Regions from separate parts of the Homo sapiens genome. Here region 1 is linked to region 2. A link is a contact called in ENCODE Hi-C or POLR2A ChIA-PET data. All regions are on one chromosome and are shown on one strand. The core of a region is the stretch at or near the end of the contact, and the rest is flanking DNA. Distances in the headings are between cores, read along the strand shown.

Region 1 (4,606 bases), core at 405-2,904, 170 kb before region 2:
AGTGTGAGAAACAAGCCACTGGACGGGCCCTGACAGATGTTATGAAAGGGTGGTGTTAAGTGCCTTTTTCAGGATATTAAACCAGCATCCTAACTGGCAAAAAATGAATTGTCACTGACATTATGTCGGCCCAGCAGAGACCCTCTCTGCTACTTTCTGTGATCTGGGAACCATTATACACAGGCGATCGATAATGCTCCTGGGCTGGAATCTAAATAATGATTTCTAATAAAACCTACTTTAGACTGTTCGGGCCAGAGGATAGAGACAAGTCACAAAACATAATTGTCCTTACAGCCGCCCTCCCTCCCTTTCTCTCTTTTTTAAAGACCTGAATAATAGAAGAGAGATCTGGCGATAACACATTTAAAAAAAAAAAAAAAAAGCCTTTTGGTCCTGGCCAATCTGCTTAGCTAATGGCTGTAAACCGACACCCCTAATGAAATAAAAATGTCTCAGTTCAAGTGCATAGCTGCACAATTGTTAACAACACTGAACTCTGGCTACAATCCTGGTGATGGGTACTAAGTAACACACTGACAATTTCCCATGGCTTCCTCCCTGGCCCCTGCCTGTTGAAAAGCAAATAAAAGAATCCTGCCCAAAATTCAGGGACAGTAGCATCAGGGGTTTTGGTCAGTGAAACAGCAGGCTTTATCATTTTTATCTCTTTTCTCTGCTTGTGCAAGCGGACTGATTATTTTTCATTTCAAATCCCAAGGCCCATGGCTGATCATTGGCAAGGAGTGTTCTGTCTTGCCCGGTGCTTTTTTTAAAAGGCGCAGATGAGTTAGAGACACAGAGAAGTGTACATCCTTCAGCCTTTCCCGGCCCCTCCTTCTGCCCTTGGCCTCCTAGTGTTGCCCAGCTCCTCTGAGCCCTGTCCAAATGTGCTAAGACTGGAGGGCTGTGGTTAAAATGGGTTCCCCTGGCTCTCCTGCACAGCTTGCAGTTGTCTGATTTCAATCAGTGGCAGTTCCCTCCACATGTCCAACCATCAATCTTCCAGCGCCCCTGGATGAGTGAGGCACAACACGGGGCATGTTCCAGTTAAAAAATAGCCTTTGCCACAGCTTTCCCTCCTCAGCCACCGATAAGTATGCCTTTGATATTTTTATTAAAAAAGAAAGAAAACCCATTGGGGAATATGTTTCATTTCTTAGAGCCCAGACCAAAGCCCCCGAAGTTGAAGAGGATTGAGGTCTGTTGAGAGCGAAAACAGAGAAGAGGGCTGAGTTCTACCTTTGAAATTCCAGAGTTTTGCCAGGTAGAAAAGGCCCACTCTCCAAAAAACAGAATCTTTGCAGTCTCTTAAAGGATTTCCCATGATATTGATGGGCCTCAGCATTTTTCCACAAGCAGCAAACCAACATCACAATCTGCTGCCTCTAACCAGGAATGTGCAACATGATTTTGAAGGACATAAAATTTGGAAATAAATTGTGGTCCCCACGGTTTTAGCTTTTCTTCTTCATATGCACTGATGGATTTTATAGCACCTCAGATAGACTCACTCTGTCTCCTGTGTCATTGCACACCCAGTGGCAGGAAGGCAGAGAGGGTGGTGGTTGGGAGCATGTGGGAGGTGGGGACGTGTCTCTCCAAAGCAGGGCTCTCCTGGCTGGGCTCCTGGAGATGCCTGCCCACTTAGTCACTCCAGGAGACTGCACAGTAAACATTCTGTAGCCAGGTTCTGGTGCCTGTTTTAAAACAGGCTGTTCCAATTCACTTATGCTCAAGGGGCCCACCTACCTTCCTGGCAGAGTTACCAGAGAACTCTCTGGAGGTGCAGGGATGTAGACACTACAATCTCTGCACCTTTTGTTAATCTTTAAAGCTAAGGAGAGTCTGGCCTGGGTGAAGTTTATTCCAATCAGATTTTTAAATGAGGTCACTTGTCCATTGCTGGGAGGGACTTTTAAGTTATCAAGTCTTGTACCTGGCAACCTAAAAAAGGAACTTAAAGTTAAAAAGGGCCTATCTGCATCCCACCCCATCATGCCTGATATTCTTTGGGAGCTGCAAAGTCATCTGCTGTCCTTCTGGTGTATAAGGCCTTTTACTAGTGGCTCCAGTGCCAAAAACCTATAAAGGAACGTTGGGGAGCTAAGGAGGGAGTGTTTCTAAGTGGTATGGTGTGGTAATTTGGGATGAACAAATCTGTGGGTCAGGGAGGCAATTCTATTTTGGAAAACCTTAGAATTAGAAATAACAGAAAAGAACCTGGAATTTGAAGAAGCTGCCAGAACTTGTTCTAGGCATCTGGTACTGTGTATGCTTGGGATAAGGTTTCAGGAACATGGCTACCCTTCTGCCATGTATGGGTCCACAGACAATATTTGCAGAAGGTGGCATCCCCAAGATCTGAAGAAATGACTCATGTTAGAATGGGGGAAAGCGAGTCCTATCAGTTCCAAAAGGGGCATGAAGGAAGCAACATTTTCAGCAAGTACAGTTTTCATGGACAGACTGAATCCTGTGGCTTCCCCTAGTTGCTAGCTTGCCAGATTTTACAAAATTTTACTAGCTCTTAAATTTTAAGCTGTTGAATTGTATTATATTTTATTATTTATTTTATTTTATTTCATTCTGAGACAGGGTCTCACTCTGTCACCCAGGCTGGAGTGCCTTGATGCAATCATAGCTCACTGCAGCCTTGACCTCGTAGGCTCTAGTGATGCTCCCACTTCAGCCTCCAGAGTAGCTGGGACTACAGGCATGCACCACCATGCCTGGTTAATTTGTGTATTTTTATTTTCACAGAGATGGGGTCTCCCTATATTGCCCAGGCTGGTCTCGAACTTCTGAGCTCAGGCAATCTGCCCACTTCAGCCTCCCAAAGTGCTGAGATTACAGGCATGAGCCACTGCACCCAGCCTAAATTGCTGAAAGAATGAATGAACACAATTGTTGTTTGTGTTGATATTGATGATTGTGATGCCTGTGGTTTATGACATAACAACTAGACTAGAATAAAAAATGATTCATTCACTCAACAGATATTTTTGGAGAGGCTACCATGTGTTAAACACAGGTCTTAGAGGCAGAGATACAATAGAGAAGATATAGCACTGGCACTTCATGTAGTTTACATGCTAGAGGAGGAGACATACAAGTAACTAAATGGAAAAGGAAAACATACTTTGTTAGATACCGACTGATAAATACTACTACAGGTGGTTAGGGATGGCCCTTCTGAAAAGAGTTATTTGAATAGAGAACTGAATGATGAGAAGGAATAAGCCATAGAAGCACCTTGGAGAAGAATGTTCCATGCAGAGAAACCAGCCTGCATGAACACCCATGATAGGATGACCAGCTATTCAGTTTACCTGGGACTGAGAAGGTTGCCAGGACACAGGATTTTAAATGCTAAAAGCAGGAAAGTTCTGGGCAAACTAGGAGGAGTTGGTGCGTGGCTGCACATGCCAAATGAAAGGCCGTGAGAGAGGATGGGTAGGAGAGGTAGGTAGGGTGAGGTCCTGTGGGTCCCTGGAGACCATGGCCTGGAGTTATTTTATTCTGAGTTTGATGAGCGGCTGTTGTACGATATCTGTGGGTTTCAGGCACTTATTCTTGAAAAGGTTTCTACTGCATAAATGCAGTGACACTTGAATAATTTATTTTTCAATGTGAATGGATATGGGGTTAGATTAGTAAGGTTCTCATGTGTGCTTTCAATTCTGTGGAATTTTGGGAATGTGAAAAATATAACAAACTTACAGTTAGAATGGCCAGTTTTGTAGTTTGCTGAAGTTGCTACACATGTTCCAGTGAAAGAATGGGAGCAAATGGCAGGGAGATGGCCTTGATGTAAAGATGTTAATATTGCAGGCCTTCATTTATCAGTGGATCAAAGGAGAGAAGATTCATTTTCTTGGAAATTGAATTTATTTTGGGGAAAAGTTGGGTAAGGTTGCATCCCATTGCAGAGACTTTATCTGTGTAAGTTTGATAATGAGGGGGATTGTGTTGTAAATTTTGTAGGGTGGCAGGAAACATCAGGCATTTATCTTGGCATTGAGTTTCTTGGGCTATGTGGTAATCTGTATTCATTGTATAACTCTTTCTGGTGAACTGGGCAGAAGTAGAGCAGAACATAAATCCAGATGGAAAACAGAATGGAAGGTAACAATTGGAGACACTGTATAGTGTTACTATTGAAGAATATTCTTATCCTGTATTGACCCCTAGCAGAAGCTTCTGGAGGCAACATCAAACAGGCCTTCATAAAAGGCCGTGGGAGACTGAACTGATCGGCTCATTGTTCCCATGTGGCTACATAGTGGCCAAAGACTAGCAGAACAGCCTCACAATGGTGCTGACAGGATGTCTCTGACACTCTGCTAAGCTTGTTTCTCAAGGGGACAGCCCATCTCTAGTGTGAGTCATTAATCCATGTTCCCATCATCTCTTAAATGAATGCAAGAACATTCTCCTAATTGGCCTCCCAAGTTCTATTCTTGCTCTCCTGAAATCTGTTCTCAGCAAAACCATCAGAGTGATCTTTTAAAAGCAAATACATTCATATTTTGCACCCTGCTTTAAAATCTCCCAATAGCTTCCCATTATTCCCATTATAGTAAGAATAAAATCCAAACTCCTT
Region 2 (4,772 bases), core at 1,021-3,520:
GGGATAGGGTCAAACGCAATGTGTGAATTTTCTTGGCAGCATTTTCATCATGGGGCGATAGCAGGTTGGAGCAGAAGATGGTCTAAGAAAAATCTGGAGACCTCAGTCCTGGTCCCAGTTCTGCCGCAGTCTACTAGTATGGGTGTTGGAGGAATCCTCAATCTCTCTAGATCTCAGCAGACTCATTTATAAAATGAGGACGTTTCTGAGATGATTGCAATGGTCCTGTCCATCTGCAGTGATTAGAGCCTCTCAGAACAAATACATTATTATAAGAATATGCTCCATCATGGCCCAAGGTGGGTCTACATTCTAATTTTCTAGCTTTAGGGAATTCTCTTCCAGTCTTTTGTAGTGCCCTGTAGCCTATTATGCAGGCAGGTACTGTCCTTTGGCACCCCCTGGTGGCATCTGCAGCTGTTAAACCTGCCTTAATCATGGGGGCCTCACCGGTAAGAAGGCTAACTGTGGGGACTGGTAGGAGCCCAGGTGCTGTTTACAAGGGAAAAAAGCAATCCAGAATCTCATTTTTCCATTTTAGCTTTTAACTCATCGCATCTTAGAGGCTTAGATAAGCATGTTGATTTTAAAAAGCAGCTGTATTAATCAGATGCTAATAAAGCATCTAGCTTTCTTTAGGTTGAAGGATTTTGCGAATGACCAGGACTTCTGTTTCTATTATTGTGAGAAAATAGACCAAGAAAAGAGGAAGTATTTAGGTATTTAGTGGAAACCAAATGCTTCCTGTGCACTTGACTAATTTAAAACTCCCAGAAAATATTGGATAATGTGTACCCTGACATTTCCTAGGTATAGATTAAAGCAATAAAAAAATATTAAAAGGTTACTGAGCTTTTTCCTACCCCTTTCCTTCAATTTAAAAATCATTTACAAAGGAAGCTCTGAAAGTCAGAAGTTAGATTTAAAAAAAAAGGGAGAGAGAGAAAGTAGGTTCTTAATGTTATGGAATGACAGGTAAATATATTTTAACTATTGTGAGTCCTTATAATCCCTCAAATCACGATCATCTACAGGTAAGTTATTAATTAGATTATATTTGCCCTAATTGCATCAGTTCTACTGCTTTTGTTTACAATTATCGTCTTGCTGCGACTTTGGAAGTGTATTGAAACTTTGTAAAAAAAAATTGTCTTTGATTTACTGTAAAAGCATCTACAACATTTTTAATTTAAATGATTTCAAATGCCAAAAGTTTTGACTATGCAAAGAAACTAAGTAAATACAGTATAAAGAAAGAGGAAAAAACCCACAAAACTTTAATTATTCTAAATTACGTTAATTTAGTTTGATATGATTATAACAACTATAACTATTTCCAGGTAGGGCTAAAAGAAAAAAAAAAAGTCATAGGAAAGAGAAAAGTGAATATTCCCTAAAGGAGAAAAACATTTCTTTGCCATGTTTACTTGACTCCTTCTGGCAAAAGGCTGTTAACAGTTGTACCACACGGTTCAACCAGAGCTTGTTTCCAGAAAAAAAATATATATAATTGCATCTCAGAGATTTGGTTTGGAAAATCTGCTTTTGTTTCCAATGCCTTGTCTCTTTTCAACCACGTTTATAAGCATTTTCCAAGGTCTTTACGAGCACTTTGCCTGCCTCTCCACGCTCCTAAATATCACCCTCTCCTCCTTATGGCCAGCCACGTTTTCAGCCTTGGCCAAGGAATAAAACATTGGTTCACCTCAAAGGCTGCCATTAAATTTACCTCATTTATTGACCAGCAGGAGGTGCACCACCCTACTGAGGTCAGCCTTAGCTACAATGCTGCAGAGCCTATTGGCACCCCAGACTGCTACCCTGTTAAATGACTGGCGGGCCCCCTGGGCCAGGTAAATCCTACTGTTGACATATTGGTGGCAATGCCCTTGGAACACCTTTGATCCATTAGTATACTCTCTCCATTCAAGGGTGTATTTTACTGTGTGTTGACTAAAAGCAACCAGGTATAGAGGAGTGAAGGAAACAAAGTGAGCTCCTACTGGAAGAATAAGCCATTTATACTTCTCTGCAGTAGATATCAGGTCTACTAGGACATCAAGTTTAAGGCAAATAAAGCCTTGAGAATTCCACTCTTTGGATAGAACCACCATGGGGCCTCTGCTGCCCTTGAGGTGGTCAGTAGTAAACTGCCTACGAACGTGCAAGCTCACTAAAAGCCATGCTTTCACTGCTGAATGGCCCTTTGGCATGGATTTCTTTGCTTTTCCTCATCATCGCTTTGTCATTCTGTAAAAATGTGAGCTCTGTCAGCACAATGACTATTTAAAACAACCTTGAGTACTTGAATACACTGTTACATAGTAATAGTGCCTGCAGTATCTGCTTGTATTTTTTAAGAGGCTGATAAAAGATCATATTCAATATAAGGGGGCGGGGGGTTTCCTTCTCTTGATGCAATTAAGTACATAAAAATGTGCCAGATGGGAAACGCTAGATATCTGAATAATCATTTTATTCATAGACCGTCAAATGGCATCAGGCAATAATCCCTTAAATGTTCCCACTTTAAACCCTGCAAACACGCCACTCTCAGTCCTGACCTGGAGTGACCAGGTTAGATGGTCAGGGCTCTCAAATCCGAATGCTGATTCAGGCCTTCTTTCTCTGCTGCCAATAATAGTTCGTCTAGGTGCCAAATTTAGTGGTGGTTTCTTATGATGCGGATACCTGTCCAGCAGGAATTGGACTGCGACCACAAGCCATTTTCCTTAAGCCACAGAATAACTGTCAGATGGTAACTGCTGATAGTCACTGCTCGCCAGGCTCAGCAGTTTCCAAGTAAAAGACTTTTGAGCCCCCTATTAATCCCACAATTAAACAAATTTTGTCATTATGTAGAAATTCCCTGGGGTGAAAATTCAATGTTCGATCTTCAATTATTTCAAAACAAAACAAAACAAAAAACAAAACAAACAGAGCAACAACAACAAATTCCCTTCTTTTCTCCCCCATGGCTTGGTCCTTTTCCTCTTACTCTTGTGTTAATGATTTTCCGTTAAGCCACATCAAATTCTGTTGGGCATCAGTGAGAATTAAAGTTTTTCAAATTTCAAGTTTTATTCATGCATCGCATTCTTCTGAGAGCGAAAAGTATTTTTGAAATCTTTCTTGTACAGGTTCTGTCTTGTGTAGGCAGAGTATAATTTTTCTCTCATTTTGTAGAAGAGGGATCCAAGATACCCTCTCTGGAGTAGTACCATGCTAAGCAGAAGGTCATACTAGTAGTAAAGTGCCAAAACAAGAAAGCAAACAAAATCAGAAAGACATTGCATTGCTACTAATCATTTTATGGGATGCTGAGACCTCTATATGTACTTGTATTCTTGAGTTGAGTCCAGCAGACTTGGACAATGTGTTTCAGGTTAAGTGTTAACATGAACAGACAGAAGTTTACTCTGGGTAAGGCTGACTTCCTGAAGTAAATTTCCTAGAAACCCCATATTGTACCAATTTCTGTTTCATTTCCCATAAATGAATAGCAAGCATTGTCATGTATGCTAATACCTAAAAAAAAAGTGTTCCTGAAGCTGCAAAGTAGCATAAGTTCTTAATAGTTAAAACGTTTCAAATAAATATGTAAATATAATTTGTGTATGTATATGCATGCATGTGTGTATGAAGTGTGTATGTGTGTGTGAGTGTGAGTATGAAGGAAAACAGTAAAATATGTTTGTAACTGGAACGATTCACATTTGGACTCTGAAGTCTAAAGCACAGTCAGTGAGGAAAGTAAACAGTACATTAAGCTTCCCCAAAATGCGAAGGAAGACTGTTAACCATTTAGAAGCTACTGTACTTTCCTTTGACTGAAATTGGCAGTCTTTCTTGAAATAAAAAAGCGTCACTATTTTTTATTAGAATAAGCTTGAATCTTCATGACATTTTATCTCAGAAGCAAATGCATAATTGTAAAATTTCTGTATGTAAAGCACCCTGTCTTCCTGACCTTGTAGAATTTCGGAACTGAGGGGCCTTGGGCTTCATGCAGGCTCACTCATTCATCTTACAACAGAAGACTGTGAGGCCCAGATGTGTGGAGAGAACTCTCCAAAATTCCATAGCTTGGGTCAAGACCCTTCAGGTGACAGTGGACTTCAGCCTCTCCACTCTTCCCTCACTGGCTAACTATTTCAACAACATCATAAATGCTAAGATGTTGAGATTTCTCTGTCCCTGTATAACACCCATCTGGCCTCTTTTCTTGCATCTTCCCTGCAGAAAACCCCAATTTTAAAAAATTATGAACAAGCCCACTGGCTCCATATATTCCTAGCTTGTTCCCCAAACTGCTGACTATAATTAATGTCTACTAATACTAAAATTGTCTTAAGCATAGACACCCACAAAAAGTTCTTCAAAGTTCTAAACCATATAATATACATTTTACCTGCCAACACTGGAGTAATGAAACAGGGAAACAGACTGAGTTACCATAGGCCAAACTAGAGAATACATTTCAAGTGTCCTGAAAGTTTGAAGACTAAGAATGGGCTCCAAATGCCCTCTCTTCATCCTCCTCTAGCACACCAAGAGTGTCTTGGAAATCAGTCTGATTTAGAATGAAAAACACAACCAGTTTCTGATAATCATTTCAATTGCTAAGTTTCCTTGGACACATTTTCAAAGTACTTGAATGGAGCCCCACATGCAAATTATCTTCCCTGAAAAGAAAGCCTTTGCCGGCAAGCAAGCTGGCTGTTGAGTTTTTGTGGCAATGGCATAGAGACACAAGGTATTTTTAACATTCT

The links. A loop is a pair of places that touch in the nucleus more often than their neighbours do. ChIA-PET counts read pairs that join two places held with the same protein, here RNA polymerase II (POLR2A). Pooled maps may share reads with other maps.
Region 1: a map of Right ventricle myocardium inferior shows a loop between it and region 2 (4-fold over the local background). The contact joins two enhancer-like sites. A Hi-C loop is called at or near these places in 4 of 168 maps with a recorded cell type or tissue (PC-3, Right ventricle myocardium inferior, heart left ventricle and 1 more) and 9 of 50 pooled maps. POLR2A ChIA-PET finds 5 or more read pairs at or near these places in 1 of 52 experiments (activated T-cell).

The regions. Positions count from the first base shown.
Region 1 is chr6:133,128,104-133,132,709 of GRCh38, reverse strand. No RefSeq gene overlaps it. Among named protein-coding and RNA genes, the nearest start is that of LINC00326, 42 kb to the right of the region's middle. Within about 2 kb of position 1,654, at least 9 of the 41 ENCODE cell types and tissues checked have a DNase peak (open chromatin) inside an H3K27ac peak, as active enhancers do; they include PC-3, where a contact is called at or near this core.
Region 2 is chr6:132,958,794-132,963,565 of GRCh38, reverse strand. No RefSeq gene overlaps it. Among named protein-coding and RNA genes, the nearest start is that of LINC00326, 130 kb to the left of the region's middle. Within about 2 kb of position 2,270, at least 2 of the 41 ENCODE cell types and tissues checked have a DNase peak (open chromatin) inside an H3K27ac peak, as active enhancers do; they include PC-3, where a contact is called at or near this core.